Regions from separate parts of the Homo sapiens genome. Here all the other regions are linked to region 1. Evidence: chromatin loops called from intact Hi-C (ENCODE). Cell type or tissue: chondrocyte. All regions are shown on one strand.

Region 1 (8,000 bases):
CTGATCTCTGTCCCTGGAAAACATTTTGGGTGAATGCAGTCGCTTTTGTGGTCACTCTTAGACAATAACGACAAATTTGATATAATAATGTTACTTGGCTACTTCTAGGTAAGAGAAAATCTAGTCCAATCTAATATACAAACTCCAGACTCTCCTTCCACCACTTGGCCGATTTCAGGTTTGGAAGTCATAGTGGGGGAAATAGTTGTGATTGCTTCTCCACCCATTTCCATCTTACCTACCCTAACACCCCAGCAGACATTTTAGGACCCTCCTGTGTTGGGGTCGTAGGTGGGGAGGAGAGAGGAGAGGAAGGACAGAAGAGGCTTCCTGCACCTGCCTGTAACCTGTATGTGGCAGTAAGCATATGTCTCTCTCTCTCTGTGTGGCACTTTGTGAATTCCTCCATGAGCCCTCTGACTGCAGCCCCTAAAGCTGAGGAAGCCACCACACGTTGGCTGCCTTTGACTTTTTTCTCTTGACAGCTGTGCACCCAATGGCACGCCCACAGCTCCTGCTGAGATTGCCTCACTGCTGGCAGGAAGCCCACATGGGCAAGCTTCTTTTCTTCCTCTTCATTAAAAAAAAAAAAAACACTTAAGTGGTAACCTGATTATAAAAGCAACACACGTGACAACAGAATATTTCTAAAAATAAGAGAGCAGAAGATAATTAGTCAAATTCCCGCCACCTACGTCCCAAATGCCCATCAGCAGATGAATGAAGAAGCAAATCGTTGTACATTCCCACACTGGAGTACCACTCAGCGATAAAAAGGAGTGAACTATTGATACGACAACATGGTTGCATCTAAAAATAATCACGCTGAGTGAAAGAAGGCGGACAAAAAAAAGCATGCATACTGTCTGATTCCATTTCTATAAAATGCTCAAAAATACGCACTGATTTACAGTGACAGAGAGCAGAGCGGTGATTGCTTTTTAATGAGGCAAAGGGAAGGGTGGGAGGGATGGATGCTAAAGGAGTAGAAGGACGTTTCTGGGTGTGATGGATGAGTTCCTTATCTTGATTATGGAGACAGTTTTGTGCATGTATCAAATTGCATCCTTTAAGTACGTGCAGTTCTTTGTAAATCTATTATGTCTCAATAAAACTATTTAAACATTTTTACTGTTGGGCATATTCAGACAGGGTCTTTTTCTTTCTTTATTTTTATTTTTTATTTTACTTTAAGTTCCAGGACATATGTGCAGGACATGCAGGCTTGTTACATAGGTATACGTGTGCCACGGTGGTTTGCTGCCTCTATTGACCCATCCTCTACGTTCCCTCCCCTTGCCCCTCACCCCCCAACAGGCCCTGGTGTGTGTTGTTCCCCTCCCTGTGTCCATGTGTTCTCATTGTTCAACCCCCACTTATGAGTGAGAACATGTGGTGTTTGGTTTTCTGTTCCTGTGTTAGTTTGCTGAGAATGATGGCTTCCAGCCTCATCCATGTCCCTGCAAAGGACATGGTCTCATTCCTTTTTATGGCCGCATAGTATTCCATCGTGTATATGTCAGACAGGGTCTTTTTCTAGAAGGGCCATGGCTGGTTCTTTCCTGGACCACCCATCACAGGCTCCTTCCCCCACGCTCAGTGTAAGTGCAGCTTGCATCTTTGGCAGCCTCTGTATTCAGCTGTTGCCTATTACCTGTAGACTCTTTAGGAATGAGCCTGGCTGCCACCCAGGCTTCAGGGAGCCTCGATAGTTCTCCTTAAGTCCTGTCCTTTCTCTGACCTGAGGTGTTGGACCCGAAGCTTGCTCTCACACATGTGTGGAGAGCAACCCATATAAAACACCAATATCTCTCTTCAAAGATCTAATCCTTTGCATCTCTTTAACCTCCTGTGAGTCTCGGCTTTTTCCTCCATAGCCTGGAGACAGGTGCACATCTATTGAAAGCAGCAGTAGCTTTTGGCAATGCCCTTCGCCAAGCCTACACATGTGGTTCAGCATTACAGTGGGTGTCTACTTGGCACTCATTGTTTTTAGCTTTGGGGTCACAGCTGAAACTCTGAGATGACAAAAAGTCTCATTTTAATGACCTGTTTCACTTCCCTTTGGTTCACTGGGATACAAAGAGATGAATTTTTCCCAATATATTTTTAGAGGCATATTTATCATAAGAGCAGGCCAGCAGCCTCTCTGAGTGCTGAGGCCCTAATAGGGACTTGCAGTTATTGTATACCTACACCCCCACAAGGCCCCCAAAGATGCAGAGTGGACCTTTTGGTCCCTCTCCTCCCTTTGTCTAAGGACATCAGATAGTGATCATAAATATTCATCCCATCTATTTCCTGATGCTGGGAAGGGAAAATATTGCAAACACCACGAGCACTTGTTGAAGACACACATACGCCAGGCACTGTACCCAGAACTGACTCTACAGTGGTGATGGACAGGTCCTGCCCACGTGGATCCCCCAGTCTAGCAGACTGGACAACAGGATGGTGGCCTGGAGAAGAGGGTGAACATAAACTGGTGGACAAAGGGCCACATGGTTCGCCTCCAGAGATCTTCTTTAGAAAGGAGTCAAAGGGCTGGGCGCGGCGGCTCATGCCTGTAATCCCAGCACTTTGGGAGGCCGAGGTGGGTAGATCATGAGGTCAAGAGTTCGAGACCAGCCTGACCAACATGGTGAAACCCCGTCTCTGCTAAAAATACAAAAATTAGCCGGGTGTGGTGGTTCACACCTGTAATCTCAGGTATTCAGGAGACTGAGGCAGGAGAATCACTTGAACCTGGGAGGTTGCAGTGAGCTGAGATTGCGCCACTGCACTCCAGCCTGGGCAACAGAGTGAGACTCTGTCTCAAAAAAAAAAAAAAAAAAAAGAAAAGAAAAGAAAAGAAAAGAGTCAAGGGTGAGCAGTGCAAGGCTGAACAGCTTTCCATATTAGCCAAATACACCACCTCCGTCAGGATCCTCCCTCATAGAAGTCACCAGCACAGAAATGAGTCAGAACATTGTCACGTGAGCAATGGGAGCAGAATCTCCCCTCCTCGTGTCCTTGCTGCTGGGCCACAGGCCAGTGGTAGGCCTCTAAAGGGTTTAGAGTCACACAGGATGATGAAGGGGACAAATCAAGAAGAAAAGAAAAAAGGGAGCTTGCCAGGCACCTTCTTCTGCACCTCCAATTCCAAATGCACTCAGTGGATGCGTGGGAAGTGCTGAATCACATATGAAAGCAAAGCTTTAAACAGGATAGACCAAGCTTTAACAACAACAACACAAAAGCTTGAATGTCTACGAAGTTGGATCTGCATCTCATGGAGAGCCCAGGAGGTTTTTGCAGAGTACAGCTGGTAATAAAAATATGGAGGATCTAGGCCAGGTGCAGTGGCTCACGCCTGTAATCCCAGCACTTTGGGAAGCCAAGGCAGTCTGATTGCTTGAGCTCAGGAGTTAGAGACTAGACGGAGCAACATGGGGAAAACCTGTCTCTACAAAATACAAAAAATTTAGCAGGGCGTGGTGGTGAGCACCTGTAGACCCAGCTACTTGGGAGGCTACTTGCTTGAGGCCAAGAAGTTGAGGCTGCAGTGAGCCGTGATCGTGCCATGCATTTCAGCCTGGGTGACAGAAGACAGAAAAAGACCATGTCTTAAAAAAAAAAGAGGAAGATTTACCATGCCTCAGAGACTAAGTGCCTTACATTGTAATATAAAGTCTTTGAATCCTCACAATGACCCCAGGAGGTAGGTGCTGTTATTAACATCGTCCTTTCCTCCATGAGGCTAATAAGACACAGAGAGATTAAGTGTCTTGTCCAAGGTCATAGAGCTAGAACCTTGACTCCAGAAACAGCATCTGCAACCCCCAACCCCCCACCCTCGCGGCCTTTTGCCTATTCTGCAATCTCATGAAATTTCCTTTCCTTCTTTGAGGCCAGGAGCTCTCCAAGGTGCTGGAGAGAGGCCCAGAAGCAGCGTAGAGAGGCAGCCCCGCCAGACCCTGCAAGACCATAGTAAGGACCAGGATTTTATTTTGAGAATTAAGGGAAACCACAGGCGTCTAAATGAATCACTGCTGCTTCCGCGCTGTCATAGCCAGCACTCTGGCTGTGTCTCTATTTAGCACTTGAGAGCTGGCTGTTTACGTGCCTACTTCTCCTTCTGGACTGGAAATGTCTTAGAGCAGGGACTGCATCTTAGCCATTTTTATATCTTCTTCACGCTGTCCCAGTTACACAGCACAGTGCTGGCATATATTAAACATTTAGTACCTGTTTATTGAATGAAATTAAAGTAGAAATGGATTCTTAATTATCTTTGAAAAATCTCATTTTCCGGCAGCCCAATTAATTTCAAAGAGACTCAGGAATTTCTACAGTATCATGGCAATAACAATGGTAATGTTAATTCCGGTTACTAAGCTCTCAGTGTTACATGCTGGGATTTGGGCAAAACACTTTATATCACCCTTAGTATATTGAGAGAGAGGTACTCTAGGTCCTCCCAGTCACTGGTAGTCCTTTCCCAAGCAGAAGACTCACCTGGGCGAGCTTATAAATCCCAGAGGTTAAGGAGAATACGATTTCACAGGAGTGGCCACTAGGTGGTGGTGTGACACCATCATCACCTCGCCGTGGGCTAGTGGGCAACTTGGACCAATTGCGCGGGGCCGGTGGAGTGGCTGGGGGCCTCTTGGGAATCAAGATGGCCAAGATGGGGGTCTGTGCACCAAACTCTGTAGTTGAAGTTGAGGGCTTTCCAGTTTATGCTGCCCATGAGCAGATGAATGGAGAGGACTCTTACTAAGCCAGGGTGCATTTTCTTCTTGTTGAAATCTGAAAATTATTCACTTCATTTCAACTCAGTTGAACAAGACATTATTGAGTCTCAGCTCTCACTAACACCCCCTCTGTCTTCACACCCTCTATTTTAGACTGGATTGGGGTGTGGGGACAGGAAGGCCACCAGTCCCAGTTCTCACATTTATGAAGAACATGATTAGGCATTTAATGTTGCATTCAAATAAGGCCATGCATACGATCATTATATCCCTCCCGATGTTAAAACAGTTTATTCGTTCTTACGAATAATGGTATATTTAAGTTGTACCATTATTTTTGTGCTCTTTTTTTAGCATACCTTCGTTTTAAAAATATGTCAGCATCTTTAGATATTGGAAGTATTTAGGACTCCTTTCTCAATTTTTGAAGAGCTACCTGTTTGAAGAGCAACTAAAATGCTTGCAGTCCCATCAAAATAACTAATCGACCACGCTTTCTCTGATTTTATTGTTTTTGCGCTTGCTAATTTCCACTTCTGGAACAGTTTCTTCTCTGTCTTAAGTTGATCTATTCCTGCCTATTCTTCAGATTTTAGATTGGACATCACCTCCTGTGCAAAACAAGAGCTTGTTAGGTGCTTGCTTTTACCCCATTGTTATTCTTTCTACTATGCTGTAATTCACGAATCCTTCTCTGTGTCCCCTAAAAGATCAGGGGTTCTCAACTTGGGGTATTTGGACCTTTAGGCTATCCATGATATGCCCTTAAAATTTTGTATTATTTACTTACTGCCACAATAATACAGAATAAGAGCAACCACAAAACCTCAGTGGCCCATAGTAAGTGAATATTTGTTATGTGTCTAGAGTCAGCTGAAATTCAGCCAGGCAGGGGTCCTGCCACTCTTGGATGGGCTTGTTTACACCTCTGGGATTACCTGACTGCTGGCTGATGGAGATTGGCCCTTGCTGCGGCAACTGAGCCGTGTTCCACATGCTTCCCATCTCCCTTCTGGACTAGAAGGCTAACCCAGGAGGTCCTTCTCATAATGGTTGTGGAAATGCAAAAGATCAGGCCCCAAAATGCAAGTCTGTTTCATCAGCTTCTGCATTGGCCATTCCCACTAACATCCCTTTGACCAAAGCAAGTTACATGGATGAGCTCAAATTCAAGTGGTGGGGAAGGCCCCCCTACTCACAGAGGGAAGGTTGGCCATGCTGCGTGGCCAAGGGCATCATTCAGAAAAGAGAGAAGAATTAGGGCCATTGCTGCTATCTACCATGGATTGTATGCCAAAATACTGTATATTTTCTGGAAAGATGATCTAAGGCTTTTACCAATTTCTTACTGGGACCCATATCTGCAAAAGTTCAAGAACCTCTGATATAGACCCAACTTTGAGTTTAGGGACTATATTTTCTTTATTTGTATATCTTCAAAACCTAAAATATAGGGCCTTGATCATAACAGGCGCTCAATAAATGTATGTAGAATGAATGAGTGCCTTTTGTATGCAGGCCATGTATAGTATTAGGTTCTGGGGATACAGAATTTAGCCAACCAAGGACTCTATTCTCAAGGAGCTTCTACTATGTGTGCTCTCTGAGAGAGCTGTTTTTCAGGGGTTGGAGTCAGGAGGCAGGTGGACATCCTTCCGCCTCAGCCAGTATGTGTTTGCATCATTATGATGCCTTGAGGGTGAAATTCAAGAAAGAACAAGTTCAGGGGAAACATAATAAACAAAGATGCTCAACTTCTGGGGTCCCAAATGTGAATTATCCTGCAGAAACCATATGCTGTGCAAGTAAACATATATGTGGGCATAAAAAAATAGAAGTGGAGACCTCATATTTGTTGGTGTCACAAAGTGAATAATGCATTTTCTTAGCAGCTAGTTCCAGAATCCCGGTCCAACAAGGAGATTGCCTCTGTCCAAGAAAATATCTTGATAAGCTGCTCAGGGCAGAAGGTGAGAGACCCTGAAGGCATGGGTGTCCAGTGAAATGAATTGTTTATTTTTTCCTCACAATGCAGGAAAGAGACAAAGGAGATAGAAGAAGTGGAATAAGGGGAAAGATAAGAACTGGAAAGCTGAACCATAGCCCAGACCCAAGCAGGAGAAAGAGCAAGAAATGCCTATGAGAAAGCCGGAAAGAAACCCCTGGAATTTGGAAGAAAATGTCTAAAAGGTTGTTTTCAGGAGATGGCTGGAAGGTGTTCTCTGGGACCCTCCCTCATGACTCCTAAGTAACCACACTTGCAAATGCATCTTGCATTTTGTTTCCTCCAGCTTTGTTTTGGTTTTGCTATCATGGAACTGAGAAAAAGACTGAGTTACTCATCAGGATTGGTGTGGTCCCAAAGAGATATCACTTGGTAAATGTAGTAACAGATTTAGTAGCAGGACCCTGGAGATGGAGGTTTCTAGGCTTGTGCTTCTGAAGTCTTAGGGACTTGGGGAAGGGTCTGGAAGCTCAGAGACTGTGGAACCATGGGATATCAGGGCATCTGTGCCTGGCACTTGCTCTACGACACTTTCTACTTGTAATGTTGGGCTGGTTTCTTAAATGTTCTGCTTCTGTTTTCTCACCTCTAGACTGAGGATAATAGTATCTTCTTCCTGGGGTCTTGGGGAGCTATCTAATGAGAAATGGAGACATCATACAAGACATAGCACCTGGCACACACACTTATACATGTTAGCTCTCATTATTTTAGATGTCACTGGGTTGTTATTATTATTTCTTTTGTTGTTCCCAGTAGCTGACATTTGGGTAGCATTGGCCTGGTGGACTGGAAGCAACACAGGACTGAGGGTCAGAAAACCAGTCTGGTCTTTGCTCCTCCCCTAAACAGCCATGCGACCTTGAGGAAGTCACTTTGCCCTTCCAGGCTTCAGGCTTCCTCTTCCTCCTCTAACTGAAGAAATTCGACAAGACTTTCTCTGAGGGTTGTTTTTTCCCCTCAACCTGTAGGAGGCACCATGGCCCCGCAGCTCCCAGCCTCACAAAGCCTGTTTTGACATTGGAGGAAGCAGCCCTGTTGCAGTCCACGGTCCACTCCGAAATCCATTTTCCCCACTCAGCATAACACTGAAATGAGACTGACTTGGTGTGTTTGTTTACACCCCTTGGGAAGTTATTTCCCCTTTCACTTAATTACCTGATATCCAGACATTGCTGTGCAAAATTCGCCTCAAATACATTTTGTAAAGTCATCTAGACTTGCTCCTCTGGTGCTTTGATTAAAATGTGCAATCTTCC
Region 2 (8,000 bases), 420 kb after region 1:
GTATTTTTAGTACAGACAGAGTTTCACCATGTTGACCAGGATGGTCTTGATCTCTTGACCTCGTGATCCACTCACCTCGGCCTCCCAGAGTGCTGGGATTACAGGCATGAGCCACCATGCCCGGCTGGTGTTATTGTTAATATCCTCAATACTGAGGGGATATCAGCTCGAATGACTCCAACAAAACCTTCAGAGATACCCAAAGGCTCCCATACAGTCTTCACTCTTCCATACATTTCTCCAGCCTAGTAACCAACTGGCTCTCACTTCAGCCTTGTTTTTGTTTTTAAGTTAAACCAGAGGCTCTAGACATGTCCCTAAGGCTCTGAGCAGTGTGAGGGTTGGGTCCTGTCCACCCCAGGCCTTTGGCAGGATAAGGGGCAGGGAGAAGGTAGCAGCTGTGGACCCAAGAAGACAGTGGCATGAGCAGGTTGCTCCCCGCGTGCGAGGCTGCTCCTTTTTGCTGATTTAACAGACAGAATCCCACTGCCAGTCTTGCAAAGTTTGTTCCCAAATGAGACAATATATATTTTTTTCATAGCTTTATTTTTCTACTGTTGATAACAGATGAAACTAAGAAAGTCAAATACAGTATTCCTCCCTATCTGAGGGGCTATGTACGTTCCAAGACCCCCAAGACTGAATGCCTGAAACCAAGGATGGTACCAAACCTTATATATACCCTGCACAAATCTCTCTTTGCTTCTTCATAATTTCACCACTAAAAGATTGGTTCTTACAATAGACATTAGCAACCTCAGCCTATAAGTCTTTTTTCTTTCTGTATTAAGTTGAGAACTTTTGTGTTTTCACTTTAAGGAAGCACTTTACAGCTTCTCTTTGGCATATCTGACTTGCCAGTATCGCTACTCTGTGCTTTGGAACCATTAAGAAGCAAAATAAAGCTTTTTCAAGCCCGCACACTAGGATAGCGCGGCAGTCGATCTGATAACCAAGACAGCTACTAAAGTGACTAATAGGCAGGTATCCGGTACAGTGTGAAAATACTGGACAAAGAGATGATTCACGTCCCGGGTGGGTGGGAGATTTCATCAAGCTACTCAGAATAGGTGAGCAAATTAAAACTTATGAGTTGTTTACTTCTGGAAATTTCTATTTAATATTTTCAGACTGCAAGTAATTGAAACCGCAGAAAGCAAAACGGCAGATAATAGGGGACTACCATATCAGTCTTCTCTTGGAGTACCATAGTCACAATTGTACCATCCAAACTAATGAGTATTCATTCATTCTACTAATGTTTATTGAGCACCTACTAAGTCTCAGGCCCATGATGGATTCTGAGGATACAGCTGTGAATAAGACTCTGAATTCCCTGCTCTTGGCAACTTACAGTCAGTGGGGGAGACAGACAGTAAATAACAAACATGCCCACATTCCAGTATTTAATCCAAATTAATACAAATTATTGTAAGCTCTATAAAGGAAATAAAGGTGACACAATAAATGATGGGAAGGTGATGTTGGAAGTAAAGAAGTGGATGCAATAAATGAGTCATAAAGGATTTTGTAAATGATAAAGGATGACAGGGACAGTCCTAGCAAGCCATTTTGAGGAGGTGACGTTTGAGCTGAGACCTAAAAGATTAAAAGGAAGTCATGGGGCCGGGTGCGGTGGCTCATGCCTGTAATCCCAGCACTTTGGGAGGCTGAGGCAGGCAGGTCATGAGGTCAGGAGATTAAGACCATCCTGGCTAACACAGTGAAACCCCGTCTCTACTAAAAATACAAAAAATTAGCTGGGCGTGGTGGCGGGCGCCTGTGGTCCCAGCTACTCAGGAGGCTGAGGCAGGAGAATCGCTTGAACCCGGGAGGTGGAGGTTGCAAGTGAGCTGAGATCACGCCACTGCACTCCAGCCTGGGTGATGGAGCGAGACTCCATCTCAAAAAAAAAAAAAAAAAAAAAGTCAGGGGAGAACATTCCAGGCAATGGGAATAGCAAGTGCAAGGGCGCTGATAAGCCAGAGAGCTTGGTTTGCTCTAGGAACTGTCAGAAGACCAGTGTGACTCCTGCGTAGTGGAAGAAGGGGGTGTGAGGGAAGGTTCTAGAGAGGAGGCCAGGGCATGCAGAATTATACATGCTGCAGGAAGGGACAATAGGAAGCCCTGATGGAGTGGACACTTGGGAATGACATGGTCATCTTTACATGTTTGAAAGATCTTTCTGGCTGCTGTTTGGAGAATGGGCTGAGGGGCACAGGAGTGACTTAAAGGAGACTAGTTAAGATTATAAGAGTAGTCCAAGGAAGAAAGAAGATAGGGGCTTAGAGTAGGTGGTGGAAAGGAGCGTGCAGAGAATGGGAAGGCTACCAAATAGATTTCAAGGCAAAACCAGTGGGGCTTGATTTGTGTATGGATTGGGTGTGGGGATTGTATGGATTAGAAAGGGAGTAACTGAGATGGATCCCAGGTGTTTGACTATAGTGGTGCCATTTAATGGAATAGAAAAGAGTCCTCAGTAGCCAGTGCTGGATGCTGGAAATGAAGACTTGTGTTTTGGACATGTTACGTAGGAGACATTGCTTACCTATAGAGCCCAGGAGCAGCCTGGGCTGAAATATAAATGTGAGTATCTTCCTCTAGGGAGTATTGGAAGTGATGGGGGGATGTCTCCTAGGAACAGAATATTGAGCTAGGGGAGAAGGGGCCCTAGGACTAAGTACTGAGGGACTCGAAAACTTGAGGTCATTTGCATAGCAGGAGCGTGGGAAGAGCCCCAGGTAGGAGCTGATCAGAAAGGGAGTAGAAGGAAATCCAGGAGGTTGTGGTGTCCCAGAAGCTAGAGAAGAGAGTGCATCAAGAAAGGGGAAATAACTTACCATGTGTAAAGCCATGGAGGGGCTAAATGATTAGAGAACGGAGGATACCACTGGGCTTGTAACATGGAAGTCAACCGCAACCTCAGAAAGAGCAGTCCCACTGGGGCTTCAGGGACTCGAGAGGCCAATTTGGATGAAGCAAAGAGGTGGATGAGGAGAAGTAGAACTGTGCTGATGACATTTTGGGAAGTTTTGCTTGGAAAAGGAGTAAAGAAATGGTGCTGGGGGCATATGGAATCAAGAACGTACCTCTTATAGATGGAAGACACCAGATCATGCGTGTTTGCCATAGAGCTCCATCTAGTGGAGAGTAAGAGTTTGGAGATGGAGAGAGGGCATGCAGAGGAGTGAAATCCAAGAGAAGTTGAGTGTATTAATTAGTATATAGGTTTGGCTGTATGTAAGGGAGACCTCGAGTAGCAGTGGTTAAATAAGAAAGGTTATTTCCTCTGCAATGAATAGCCCAAGATAATTGTTCTAGAACTGGAATGATCATTCTACTACACGAGGTTGTTCACGAAGTTGGCCCCTTCATACAGCTTGTTCCTCCATCTCTAGGGTCCTTGTCTAGGGGGTCCAGGACAATATAACCCTGCATCCACACTCCAAGCATCAGGATGGAAGCGAGGGCAACAAAGGAGCAAGCTGTCCTTCTGAGGCTGTGCCCCAGAGGTTACTCACATCCCTTTCTTTCAAGTCATATTAACCAGAATCTGGCCACATGGTCATGCTGAGCTACAAAGGAGACTGGGCAATACAGCCTTTGTTCTTAGTATCTGTGTGCTTAGCTGGAAATCAGTTTTTCTTACCGTAGAAGAAGGGAGGGGAAGCTGCTAGGACCCTGTCCCATCCAAGTGTAGCAGTATCTTGTGGTTTCTGTCATGGTCAAATAGGAATGGAATCCCTAAATGAAGTGGGGAGATATTGCCCTTCAGCGAAAGAAGGAGCAATTAATTCCTTGGTGTTAGCAGGAGGAAAGAGAAAATGGATGGCGGAGCTGGAGGGTTTGTTTATCTGGTGGTTGGAGGACGAGAAAGTTCCCATCTGATGCCTTCTGTTTTCTGAATGATACTTGAGGTGAGGTTATTAGAGGTTGAGGATGGAAAGCCAAAGAGTTGAAAAGATCATCATAATTGTTTCTAGTTATGGTGTGCTTATGTTATGCCAATCTCTGCTCTAAAACCTTTACATCTATGAATTAATTTATGTAATATTTTGAAGAACAGATGAGGAAGCTGAAGCCAAGAAAGTTAGTTCCTTGATAAAGATCCCACAGCTAGTAAGTGGTAGAGCTTGGACTTGAACCTGAGCGTCTTCATTCCAGCATCTATGTACTTTACTTCTGTGCCTACTGCCTCTAGCCTGGAACCAGAAATATGAGATCAACCACTTCAAGAGTGGGACACACAATAAGAGAGGCTGCCTGGCCAGACTGAGTGCCCAGTGGAGATTTGTGCTCGTGAGTTTAATGTGAAACCAATAAGCTCACTCATACAGTTCTGGGAAGGTTCAGCTGCTGAGTGCAAGTGAGGAGAAGATGGTAGTTTAGGGTGTTCCAGGTGAGTATACCAAAGAGAAACACAGCTAGAGCCTGGAGCCTGTTGGACATGCAGATATTATCATGATAGACTACTGAACTCAGGCTGGGCCAGCAGGCAACAGGTGATGACAAGGAGGGTGTGATGGCCAGTGAGAAAGCAGTGGGGTCAGTGCCATGGCAGCTGGGGAATGTGCTAGGCAGTGTTGCAGTGGGGTGTTTGCCATGATGATTCTGAAAGCAGTACAGATTCTGGTAACGTAAGACCCAACATAGGAGTCTGGAGTGGATGGCTGAGGGAAGGCACAGTGAGAACCAAGAACACTAACAAATGACTCCCAGTGGCCAAACCATGTTCCAAGTTCACTGTCAGCAGCTAGCTCAAGGAGGCAGACCTCATCGCTGGGTTAAAGGGAGAGTGAGGAGCCTAGCTTTTGCAGCTACTCAAGGTGGCTCTCTGAGGGTGGACTGATGTTAGAGGTAGATTTGTTCAGGGATGGTAGAAAATCAGAGTCAGCTGCTGAATGTGCTTTGGGTCTAGTCTATTAGGTTGATGCAAAAGTAACTGCAGTTTTTGCCACTAAAAGTCATGGCGAAAATACATCCCCTTTCCTTCCATGACCAAGAATGGTTGAATCTTCTGTAGCTCCCATGTCCCTTTCACAAATAAAAGAGCTACTCTTCAGTAATAAAGCATTAGGATGGACCACATTTCTTCATTGTGTCATTGTGACCTCTAGTACATTCTATTCTCTGTCTGGATTTTAATGTTCTCCCCCATAAAATAAAGCAGTTGGATCGGAATAATCATAGCTAATATTTATTGAGAATTACTGGGTGCCAGATGCTATTCTAAGTGATTTACATACATTATATTACATTTAATTGTCCTGAAAGCTCCATCAGAGGTAGATATTACTATTTCTGGTGTTTTTTTTTTCAATGCAGGAACTGAGACACAGAGAATAAGTAACATGCTGTATTCATTTCCTATTAACTGCTAAAACAAATTACCGCAGATTTAAACAACACAAATTTATTCCCTGTGATTAAAACAACACACATTTATTCTTTTACATTTCTGGGCCAGAAGTCCAAAATAGCTTTCACTGGGCTGAAGTCAAGATATGTTAGGGCTGGTTCCTTCTGGAGGCTCTAGGGGAGAATCGATTTCCTTGCCTGTTCCAGCTTCTAGAGGCCATATGCATTCATTGGCTTACGGTCCTTTCCTGCATCTTCAAAGTGCATCACTCCAATCTCTGTTTTCCCCATCCCATCACCTTCTCTCTCTGACTCTGACCAACCTGTGTCCACTTATAAGGATCCCGTGTGGGCCTACCCACACAATCCAGGGTGGTCTCCTCATCTCAAGAACCTTAACTTGATCCCACTTGCAAGGTTCCTTTTGCCATGAAAAGCAACACCTTCAGGTCAGGTGCGGTGGCTCACGTCTGTAATCTCAGCACTTTGGGAGGCTGAGGTGGGCAGATCACGAGGTAAGGAGATCAAGACCATCCTGGCTAACACAGTGAAACCCTATCTCTACTAAAAATACAAAATATTAGCTGGGCGTGGTGGCATGTGCCTGTAGTCCCAGCTACTTGGGAGGCTGAGGCAGGAGAATCGCTTGAACCTGGGAGGTGGAGGTTGCAGTGAGCTGAGATCACGCCACTGCACTCCAGCTTGTGCGACAGAGCAAGACTCCATCTTAAAACAAAAAAAAAAAAAAAAGAAAAACAAGAAAAAAGAAAAAAAGAAAGGCAACACCTTCACAGGTTTAAGGACTGGGATGTGGATATCTTTGGGAGGCATTTTTCTGTTTACCACAATACCCGAAGCATGAGTTCCCAACCAGTGTAGACCTGGGCCCTGGGCACCACTGTGCCGTACTGACTTAGGATGGGCAAACATGGGGCATGCAAGCCACTGCCCTTCTCTTCGTGTCCATGGAGCACTGGCAACTGACTGCAGCCCTCTTTCCTTCAGAATCCGAGTGCATCTTAGAATCCTTCTCAACACTGTTTTCCAGGCAGCCCTGTCAGTTGACCCGAACTGTCAGGCACGATGAAGCCTGTGGGCCATTTTCAGTTTTGATCTCTAAGTTTTCATCTGGGTGTCACATCCAAGACACCCGTGGCACCAGTGAGCTTTTAGAGAGTGAGTTGTGGCAAGCCTGTGTGCCCTTCTTGGGAGAGAATTCCCTTTTTGCCAGTTTAGGACTTTTTTTTCTTTTTCTTTTTTTTTTTTTTTGTAATTCAGTGACTGTGGGTTTAAATATTACCCCTTCATAAGAGATGGCTCTAGGAAAAACAGGCTTCTTATTTCAATTCCCCGGCATACTGGCCAGGAACCTGGCTCTTTGTGAAATGCTAGTTGATAATTTCAGTTTGGGTGGTAGGGAAGGGAGGTGGAGCACATGGGGGAACACAGCCCCACCCTCCCGCCCCATCTGCTTGTGCTTCAAGAACATACTGTAATTGTTCAGCCCTGTATGGGGTGGGGGGAGAGAAAATCACAACATGTTCACACAGAAGAGAAAACAAACAGCCTTTAATACCAGTCAAGGGAAACACGTTTAAAGAGTTTTTTTGCAAGGCCTGAAGCAAAAGAACTTCTCCAGTACAGCTGCGTGGAGTCCCGTGCTCAGCTTCACTGTGGGCCTTCCACGTCTAGCTGTCAGAGCCTCTCTGCCTGTGCTGAGCCCGGTAGCAGACCCCTTTAATGCAGCTGGAACCCTCACTAGTTTTCTTCCTCCCTAACAGCCTATGATGTAGTGGTGGGTACTGGGGTGGGGAGCATTGGACCCTCAAGTTGAAGTTGCACTGTTTATCTCCTGGGTGCGTTGCAGCCCCCAGGACCATTAATTACACATTCTCCAGGCATCAAATTCCCCAGGTGGGTAAATAATTCCATTGCAATAAGGGGATGGTACATTGACCTTTATTTGTCTTTCTAATTTTCCACTTCTTTGGGGGCTCCGGGCTTTGCTAGGGCCTAATGAGCTCTAGTCCAAATGATTGCAGCACTTTGGGTCAGTATCTTCCTAAATTCACTCCTTTGCAAAGGTGCTGACCAGAGAACTGTGATAAAGGCTTTCCCCACTCTGGTCACACCGTGCATGAATGAGTCTTTCTCTTCCAGGCGTCCTTCAGTCAACCTCCTTGCCGTTCCCCTCCTTCCTGCCTCCTCCAGCCAGAGGCAGCTTCCAGAAAACTTCCCACTCTTACTGCATTTCCTATGAACGTTCCTGCAATCTAGGTGTGTCCTTGTGGATCCCCAAGTCAATGTCATGCCGGTAGAAAGGATGGGAATGCAGGTGTGACTCCTTCAAGGAGAGATTTCTCATAAGGGGAAACTGCCAGCTGTAGGGGTCCTCTCCCTTTGCATGGTTTTGGCTTTAGGAGCCTTGTATTCGTCCGTTTTCATACTGCTGATAAAGACATACCAGAGACTGGGAAGAGAAAGAGGTTCAGTTGGACTTACAGTTCCACATGGCTGGGAAGGCCTCAGAATCATGGTGGGAGGCAAAAGGCACTTCTTACATGGCGGCGGCAAGAGAAAATGAGGAAAAAGCAAAAACGGAAACCCCTGATAAACCCACCAGATCTTGTGAGACTTATTCA
Region 3 (8,000 bases), 270 kb after region 1:
AAGCATTGATTCCGGGCAAATATGTACAAGAACATAAATATTCATAATATATAACTGGTTAAGCAGTTAGCACTATTCACATAGTAATGGTAATAAAAACGTTGGTGACTGATTCTGTTAGCTACTTTGCCAATTCCTACACCCCTTTTTTCCTATCAAAATATCAATTTTGTTCAGGCAGCAATGTGTCTATCTGAAAATCTGTGCAATGCTAGATTATCTTGCAGTGTGAGATAGCCATGTGACTCGGTGCCTGCTGAGACATGTGCTAAGGGTTCCTGGGGAAGTTTTCATTTTCCTTTCTCCTTCTTGTACCTCTTCTTTTTTCCTTCCTGCAACATGGATATAATGCCAGAGGTGCAGCAGCTACCTTATGATCATAAGAAAACACACACACGTATACACACACACACACACACACACACACACGGCAAAAATGAGAAATAGAAAAACAAAAAGATCTTGTGTCTCTGATGACAACACAAAGCAACTACATCAGCGCTTGACTGCCTGAAAGCTACTATTCAGAGTGTTTTCTGTTATTTGCAACCAAGCTCATTCGCAACTAATACAATACTGGATGTGGACATAACCCCAAATTGTGATATAACTACATCAGAAGAATGACATCAGTATAAACTGGATATAAAATAAAAACATAAACAAAACCTCAATTATTTGCTGGCATTGTAAGAAGCCAGAGCTACTGATCAAGAGATATCAGCTTATGTTCATCAATTTTAACATGGAGCTACGTGTAAGAAACAGCTAAAAGATTTGAACAAAGTTGCTTCTAGGGTATTAAAGAGGGTGAGGTGCAGGGAACTGATATATTTGTTGTGTCTTTGTCTCAGTCTTCTCAGGCTACTATAACAAAATATCATACACTGAGTGGCTAAAACAACAGGCATTAATTTTTTCACAGTTCTGGAGGCTGGGAAGTCCAAGATCATGGTGCCAATGGATTTAATGTCTTGTGTGGGCGCTCTTTCTGGTTTGCAGGTGGCCACCTTCTTGCTGTAGCCTCACATGACAGAGAGAGGATGCTGATCTCTTGCTCTTCTTATAAGGGTATTAATACCATCATAGGGGTCATACACCCATGACTTCATCTAAACCTAATTACCTCCTAAAGGCCCCACCTCCACATACAATCACACTGGGAAGTTAGAGCTTCAACATATGAGTTTGGGGGACAAAGACTGCTATGCACTAAATAAACATTCAGTGCATAGTTGCACTTCTACTGCTTTTATCTGTAAGTTTTTTATTGTTTGTTTGTTTTTTAAGACGGAGTCTCACTCTGTTGCCCAGGCTGGAGTGTAGTGGTGCGATCTCTGCTCACTGCAACCTCTGCCTCCCAGGTTCAAGCAATTCCCCTGCCTCAGCCTCCTGAGTAGCTGGGATTACAGACATCTTCCACCACACCTGGCTAATTTTTGTATTTTTAGTAGAGATGGGGTTTCACCATGTTGGCCAGGCTGGTCTCAAACTCCTGACCTCAGGTGATCCACCTGCTTCAGCCTCCCAAAGTGCTGAGATTACAGGTGTGAGCCACCACACCCAGATTTAGTATTTTGAAAGACATACTCTGTTGCCATTCTACTGCTTTTATCTGTAAGTTTTCTTTAAAAAATTCATTTTGAAAAGGATTTCTTAAGCTGCATTTCCTTAATTGTCAGAATCAGGACTGGAACGTTAATCCAGTTTTTATGTGTAAAACAGCACATAGAATTTTCTTGTCTTTTTTATTTCCTGTTTTTTTTTTTCTTCTATCTTTGGTTTTCTTGCTTCATGACCCACATTTATTTTTTTCACAATTTATTTTTGAGATTTTACTTTGTCAACTCGTTTATTCTTTGATTCATATAAGACACCTTGTTCCATGTATTGTACTAGAAAATAGGTTTAGAGAAATGTACATAATCCTTGTCCTCCAGGCATCTGAGCTACCAGGAAGTCATTATAGTCTAGGGCAAGTGATAAAGCAAAGGTATACCCATATGAAGGAGGAAGTCCTAGGAAAGTTATGGATTTTCAAAAACCTGGACTGGCTTTTCAGGGAAGATTTCCTGGTGGAGGTGACTGTTGAGCTGAATCTTAAAACATAATGTTGATTACTTAGTCCAAAAAATGGAGAGAGATCTTTTCTAGGCATAGGGAACAGAATGTATAAAGACAAGAAAGCAAGAGAATGTCTTGGGTTTTAGGTAATTACAAATAGCTTAGTGTTGCAGAAACTTGGCAGGTGGTATTAGGTTGGTGGAAACGTAATTGCAATTTTTGCCATAAAAGTAATGGTAGCAGATCATTCCAGCAGGTCACAGAGGGCTTTGAAAGTCACTTTCAAGAGGGGTGCTACTGAAGAACCTTAAGCAGGGTGCAAATGGAACAGTGAGGAGGGTAGGAATGAGAATGGAATGCAGCAGGCCTTTTCATGATATTTAGGACATCTACAATAAAGGTGATTCCAATGAAGAGAAAGGTTTAGAATGGAAGAAATGAGTACAGTCAGGAGACCTCAAGCCTATTTTCTTAGAGGGACAGAAGGAGGCTATCTCTCCATGTGTTGCTCCAAACTGGCCCAATCTCTCCGTAGCTCAATACAAAAAAAAGCCCCATTAAAAATGGAATAAGACATTCCAGTTAATATGATGAAGAAACATCATCTCTAAGAACTCCTTGTCACAGCCCAGTGGTTTGAGCGAGCTGTCTTTTGAGGAGTACGGGATTCAGGCAGAAGCCCTGAGAAGGTAGAAGTGGCTTCAGACACAATTTAATGAGGACTATGAGATTGCAAAGAGATTGGATAAACCTTCTTTCCCCTTCTTCAAATTCTCTTTGGTCCCTTGTGAAGTCTTTCATTTTTAATACATAGATAGTGTAATAAGATTTGGCAATGTTAGGAATTACAGGCAAAATCATGGTTTCTTAGTTTATCCCAGGGCTTTGACCCTATCAAGAGTGGTGTGGCTGATGTGGGTGATGGTGGCTGAATAGCACATGGGTAGATGAAGGTGGAAGTCCTTAATTTGGTATTTCCATTCCATATATGTTACACATTTTATAATCGTCTTGAAGTCCTTGGGTTTTCTGTTCTTTTCCATTCTTTTTTCTCTTTGCATTTCAGTTTTCAAATTTCAGTTGATAGCTCTTCAAGCTAACTGATTCTTTCCTCAGTTGAATTCATCAAAAGAATTCTTCATTTCTATTATGGTGTTTTTGATTTCTAGCATTTCTTTTTAGATCTTTGTTAGAATGCCTATCTCTCTGCCCATATTACCCATCTGTTCTTGCATGTTGCTCACGTTCCCATTAGAGCCCTTAGCATATTAACCATAGTTGTTTTAAATTCCCAGTCTAATTCCAAGATCTCCGCCATGTTTGAGTCTGCTTCTGAGATCTGCTCTCTCTCTTCAAACTGGCAGTGGGGGGTTGTCTTTTATGCCTTGTCATGTTTTGTTGCAAGCTAAACATGATGTACTGGGTAAAAGGGATCTGGTACTGGTTCCCACAGAGTTTTCTGCTCCTGGGCTTTGCTCCACTAATTGATTCTCTGTATCTGACTGTTCATCCTTCCATTTGGGGGGCAGCTGCTTGCCCTATGCTGGGTTTTCTGATTGCTTTAAGAAGAGCTGTTCACTTTAAGTTTATTCAGCTTTTTCTCTTGTTGTGTGGATGGAAGAGACAACTTCCAAGCTCCTTACCTGCTGGACTGGAAGCCCAAAGAAGTCTTTAATTTGGAATTCTATTCACCAGTTTATGAACAGCACTGAAGGATTTGCTTTTAGAATTTTAAAATGAAAGTTTTTAACCACTCACTTGTATTCTTACTTAGTGAATGACAGGGAAGAACTAGGCTTTTGCCTTCATATGAGGATGTTTAGTGAGATCCAGTTCTCTTCTTATCGACACAGAACTTTAGAGGACTCTGTGTCCCATTTTGCAGGTGAGCACAGCTAGGTTCAGACAGGTAAAGTGATTTTCTAACTTTGCATAGCCGAAGAAAGGTCTTGGGCCCAAATCCAGGTCTCCTGAGTGAGTTCAGCATTCATTCCATGTCTTATATGTCACCCTGGTCCACCATCCCAAAGTCAATGAGAGTCCTTTAACCTTCGTTCACAGAGATGATAGTCACATCGGCAAAGAATCTGGAGGACAGGTGTGGGTGGCCTTATTAGAGAGTGAGAGGTAAGGAAGTGATACTAGGAAGACTCAGAGCCAAGAAGCAGCATTCTGATTAGAGAAAGATGTGTTTTGAAAAGGAAAAGGGACTTGGAGGCTGTAGGAATGTGAGTCACCTTCCTTGTTACTCCCTGGAGTTCAGCACCCTGCCCAAATCCGGCAATTGTCTGCACAGCAATGCCCTCTAGTGGTTTGAAGAAAGAGATCCTTTTCCCAAAACTTAGCTACAGTAGAAACTTCAAACTTGAGTCTCTGGGAGGGAAAGAAGCTGTCCTTCCTCCATGCTTCTCTTTGGTTCAGAGATTTGTCTAAACAGTGTTTTTCTCAAAATATACTTTCTAATGTATTTTTATTCAACAATCTGAAGACATTTAGAAACGTGAGTGATGGAAAGCATTAACCCATATGGAGAACCATATGTACCTAAGCTTGAGGATGGGAGAGGGAAAGCCACAGAAACACACACACACTAAAGACATCCTGGGATATGCACACGTAACTACAAATACTTGTGGTGGTTAAAGGTTTTGTGAGCCTTAAAGGTTATGAAATTTGGGAAGCTCCCTTTGATAAAAGAAATATAAAAATACAAATGCAAAATTAGATACAGAGCCATGAAAGGGTCTCCTTCATCAGCTTCATAGTGAATAAACTTCACATGTACCCATATGTTTGTGCACACGCAAAGAGGAAATTAAAGTGTAGAGTTACTTTTATTTTTTATGCTATTCCTGAAGTCCTATAGCTAGTGAGAATAAAATCACTTTGGAAAGCTGCACACTTATTTCTATGATGTTACCATTGTTTAGAATTTATCTGGAATTACAGGAATTGCCTTCAGATCCTGTGACATATTCCTCAAAATACCATTAATCATGGTAACTTTTATCATTTCAGTGCAGATTCATTTTTATTTGAAATAGCCAAGGCCACACAGAGCCTATTCTGGTAAGTACTGAGATAGGTAGTTAGGCCGGATATGCTGTTTTTGGTCAAGAGTAAAAAGTCATTTAAATAAACCATCAAACTATTTTTCCCATTTATTGCTTCTGTGCTAGTCTGTGAACAAGCTTCTCTGAAAAGGAACTCCAACATATTTTTAGCAATAAAAAAAATCATTTGGATTCGGAATGTAGATGGTACCCACGAGAATGTGACACGGTCTTACAACTATATGAAGATAATTGACCAGGGGCCCAGCCACTGAAGTGTGAAATCCATTTACCTGTTCACACAGAGGCCAGGCCTCCCCGGGCTGCTCCCAGCTCAGAAAAGAACGTAGCAGGGACTGAAGGAAGACTCATCCCTAGCAGGGACACCTCTTGATGACCAGCTTTGGCTCAAAGACATCCCAAGACTTTGCTGAACCATTTGTAGACTACACAGAAATCTAGGATGTTTCCATCAAACCTTCTCTTTCTCCATCCTTCACTCAAGGTCAAACTTGCCTCATGGTCTGATGTTTCTCCCAGCTTGCCTCCCTCTGATCCTACCCCACAGGTATTTCCTTCCTGCAGGCATTTTTCTTAAAAGACCTTGCACATTTGATCTCGTTTTGGTTTTTGCTTCTTGCAAGACTTCCAGCTTTCCACAGTAATCACTTTGAAGAATGGCGTCATCTTTGTTCTCTCTGATATCTACGTAATTGTAACAAAGAATCTGGATCCATTTTCTTGTGTTTAATTGTTGACGGCTTTTATATCTCCTTCCTTCCTCTACTCCTTGTGCCCCACATCTGGAAAGAGAGATAATAAAGCCTGGGCCCTTCCTCCTTAGCTCTAGCAGGAAATTCAAACCCTATAACCCCCTGCCCCAGCACAGGAACTTTCACCTTGGCTCTACTCCCCAACCACCATTAAAACTCAGATCAATCTCCTTTCTTCAATCTCTCAGGTTAGTTTGGACCTGCTTGGGAGGCCTGCCCTGATCTCCCAGAGAACTCAATTATATAAGTAATAAAAGTTTTCACAGTCTCTTGATGAACATGTGGCATCATCGGTTGCAACATCTAAACCAGTTTGGGAGGGAGGTCTATCCCTCTTGGAAGGTGGCCACAATAGTAATAAAATGTTGCTAGTTACCAAATATTGGAAGTGGTTAGTGTCTTAGTCATCTCAGGCTACTATAACAAAATGCCACAGACTGGGTGGCTTAAACACCAGAGATTTATATCTCGCAGTTCTGGAGGCTGGGAAGTCCAAGATCAAGGTGTTGGTGGCAGATGTGTTTCTTGGCAAAAGCCCATTTCCTGGCTTGCAGGTAGCCTTCAGCTCATTGTGTGCTCACTAGACCTTTTCTTTGGGCATGGACATGGAGACAGCGAGGTCTCTCCTCCCCTCCTTATAAGGACACTGTAGGAGTGTCCTATTTATAATCCCACTATGGGAACTCCATCCTCATGACCTCTTCTAAACCTAATTACCTCCCAAAGGCTCCACCTCCTCACACCACAACATTGGGGGTTAAGTCTTCAGCAGATGAACTTGGAAGGATGCAAACATTCAGTCCATAACAGTTACTCCGGTCCACTACGAAAAAGAAAATTTGCAACGTACCCTACATTTTCAGTTGAGGGGGTCACTAGCTATGCAGTCAGTCCTCTTCCTTCAGGGTGTGTAAAATGATGCCATTCAGAAAATCTAGCACTGCCCACCTACTCCCCACGCACCACTCTAATATAAAAAGATGGCTGAGAGAGAGAGGAGGTGGCATTTTGAAGAAATGTCATGTTTACAAAAAGTAGCTCTCTCTTCTCTCCAAGGCTGAGGGAAGGCGCCACCAAGACAAACCACCACACAGTGGGAAGTGCCTAAATCTTTTCTCCCTCCACTAATTCTGGGATGAGAAGATCATCTTGTCAGAAAGGTGACAAACGAATGGACTGGCAAACCTAATTACCAGTAGGGCATGTCAATAAAGGTAGAAGAGAGAAGATACGGCTGCAATGGGGGGAGACTTCCGTGGGGGAGCCAGAACTCCTCACATTTTCATGTGGCAAAGATGTGTAAGTTTTCTAAGACATAAAGGTAGATAGCTCCAGATATCTTGAAGCTATTTCAGCCTATAAGGCTGCAGGCATGGTATGGGGGACAAAGAAGCAAGATGGGATAGGCCTGTAGTGAGTTTTGGGAGGAGGGGGATATATTGAAATTGAGAAACAAATCCAAAGGAATGTGCAGGCAGTGGGTCCCCCAGGGCTCTCAGAAACACCAGCCAACACCCTCTCTGAAATAACCAGTATTCTTGGAATCTGACAGCTATGTGTCTTGGAGACTTGATACACAGTTAGAATCGATGGCTACTGGCTGTCGGAAAACAGACAAAAGCCAACAGAAAGAAGTGGTGACTTTGCTACGGGTCAGCCAATAAGGGCCCCGTGGCACTCCTCTCCTTCCTTTGGGCTATGACATCGATGCGGTATGTGCCACCTCTATATTCAAGCCACGAGCCACAAGTGTAACCCCTATAGGCAGGGATTGGTGAGGAGGACCTTAAAATGATTATAAAATTAACCATCAAAATAAACAACACTGAATCTAAGAGAAAGGATGTAAGACGGATCTAATAACTAAAAGTGATCAAAGAACAATGGAATTCAACTGTGCTATCGGGAGGAGAATCCACTATCACGTGGGGGAAACGTTGAATGAAACACAAGTCGCAGCAGAAATTGAAAAAAAAATGATTTCGTGTTTTCGTTTTAGTGAGCTGACACTCTTTTTTAAATTAATTTTTTAAACTACAGGCCAGGCGTGGTGGCTCACACCTGTAATCCCAGCACTTTGGGAGGCCGAGGCGGGTGGATCACCTGATGT

What was found. Hi-C counts contacts between places; a loop is a spot of excess contacts. Peaks named below come from ENCODE experiments on the same cell type or tissue, not always from the same donor. Only the 100,000 strongest peaks of a DNase experiment are listed, where the experiment ranks them.
Region 2: a loop joins it to region 1, with 9 times the contacts of the local background. A loop is called at or near these places in 16 of 110 quality-filtered maps.
Region 3: it touches region 1 in a loop (4-fold over the local background); 61 of 110 quality-filtered maps call a loop at or near these places.

What each region holds. Positions count from the first base shown.
Region 1 is chr17:10,871,599-10,879,598 of GRCh38, forward strand. LOC124903926 (a long non-coding RNA gene) reads left to right here and starts at 3,590. Exons shown (of 2, transcript XR_007065619.1): 1 at 3,590-6,706. In chondrocyte, CTCF peaks have their summits at 4,558 (motif pointing right), 4,791, 7,720 (motif pointing right) and 7,930; no DNase peak of the experiment used is centred here.
Region 2 is chr17:11,294,058-11,302,057 of GRCh38, forward strand. The region is part of intron 2 of SHISA6 (shisa family member 6); the gene reads left to right. Among named protein-coding and RNA genes, the nearest start is that of SHISA6, 57 kb to the left of the region's middle. RefSeq lists a silencer at 2,839-3,007. In chondrocyte, CTCF peaks have their summits at 3,154 (motif pointing left) and 3,365; no DNase peak of the experiment used is centred here.
Region 3 is chr17:11,140,453-11,148,452 of GRCh38, forward strand. No RefSeq gene overlaps it. Among named protein-coding and RNA genes, the nearest start is that of SHISA6, 97 kb to the right of the region's middle. In chondrocyte, CTCF peaks have their summits at 4,360 (motif pointing left) and 4,559; no DNase peak of the experiment used is centred here.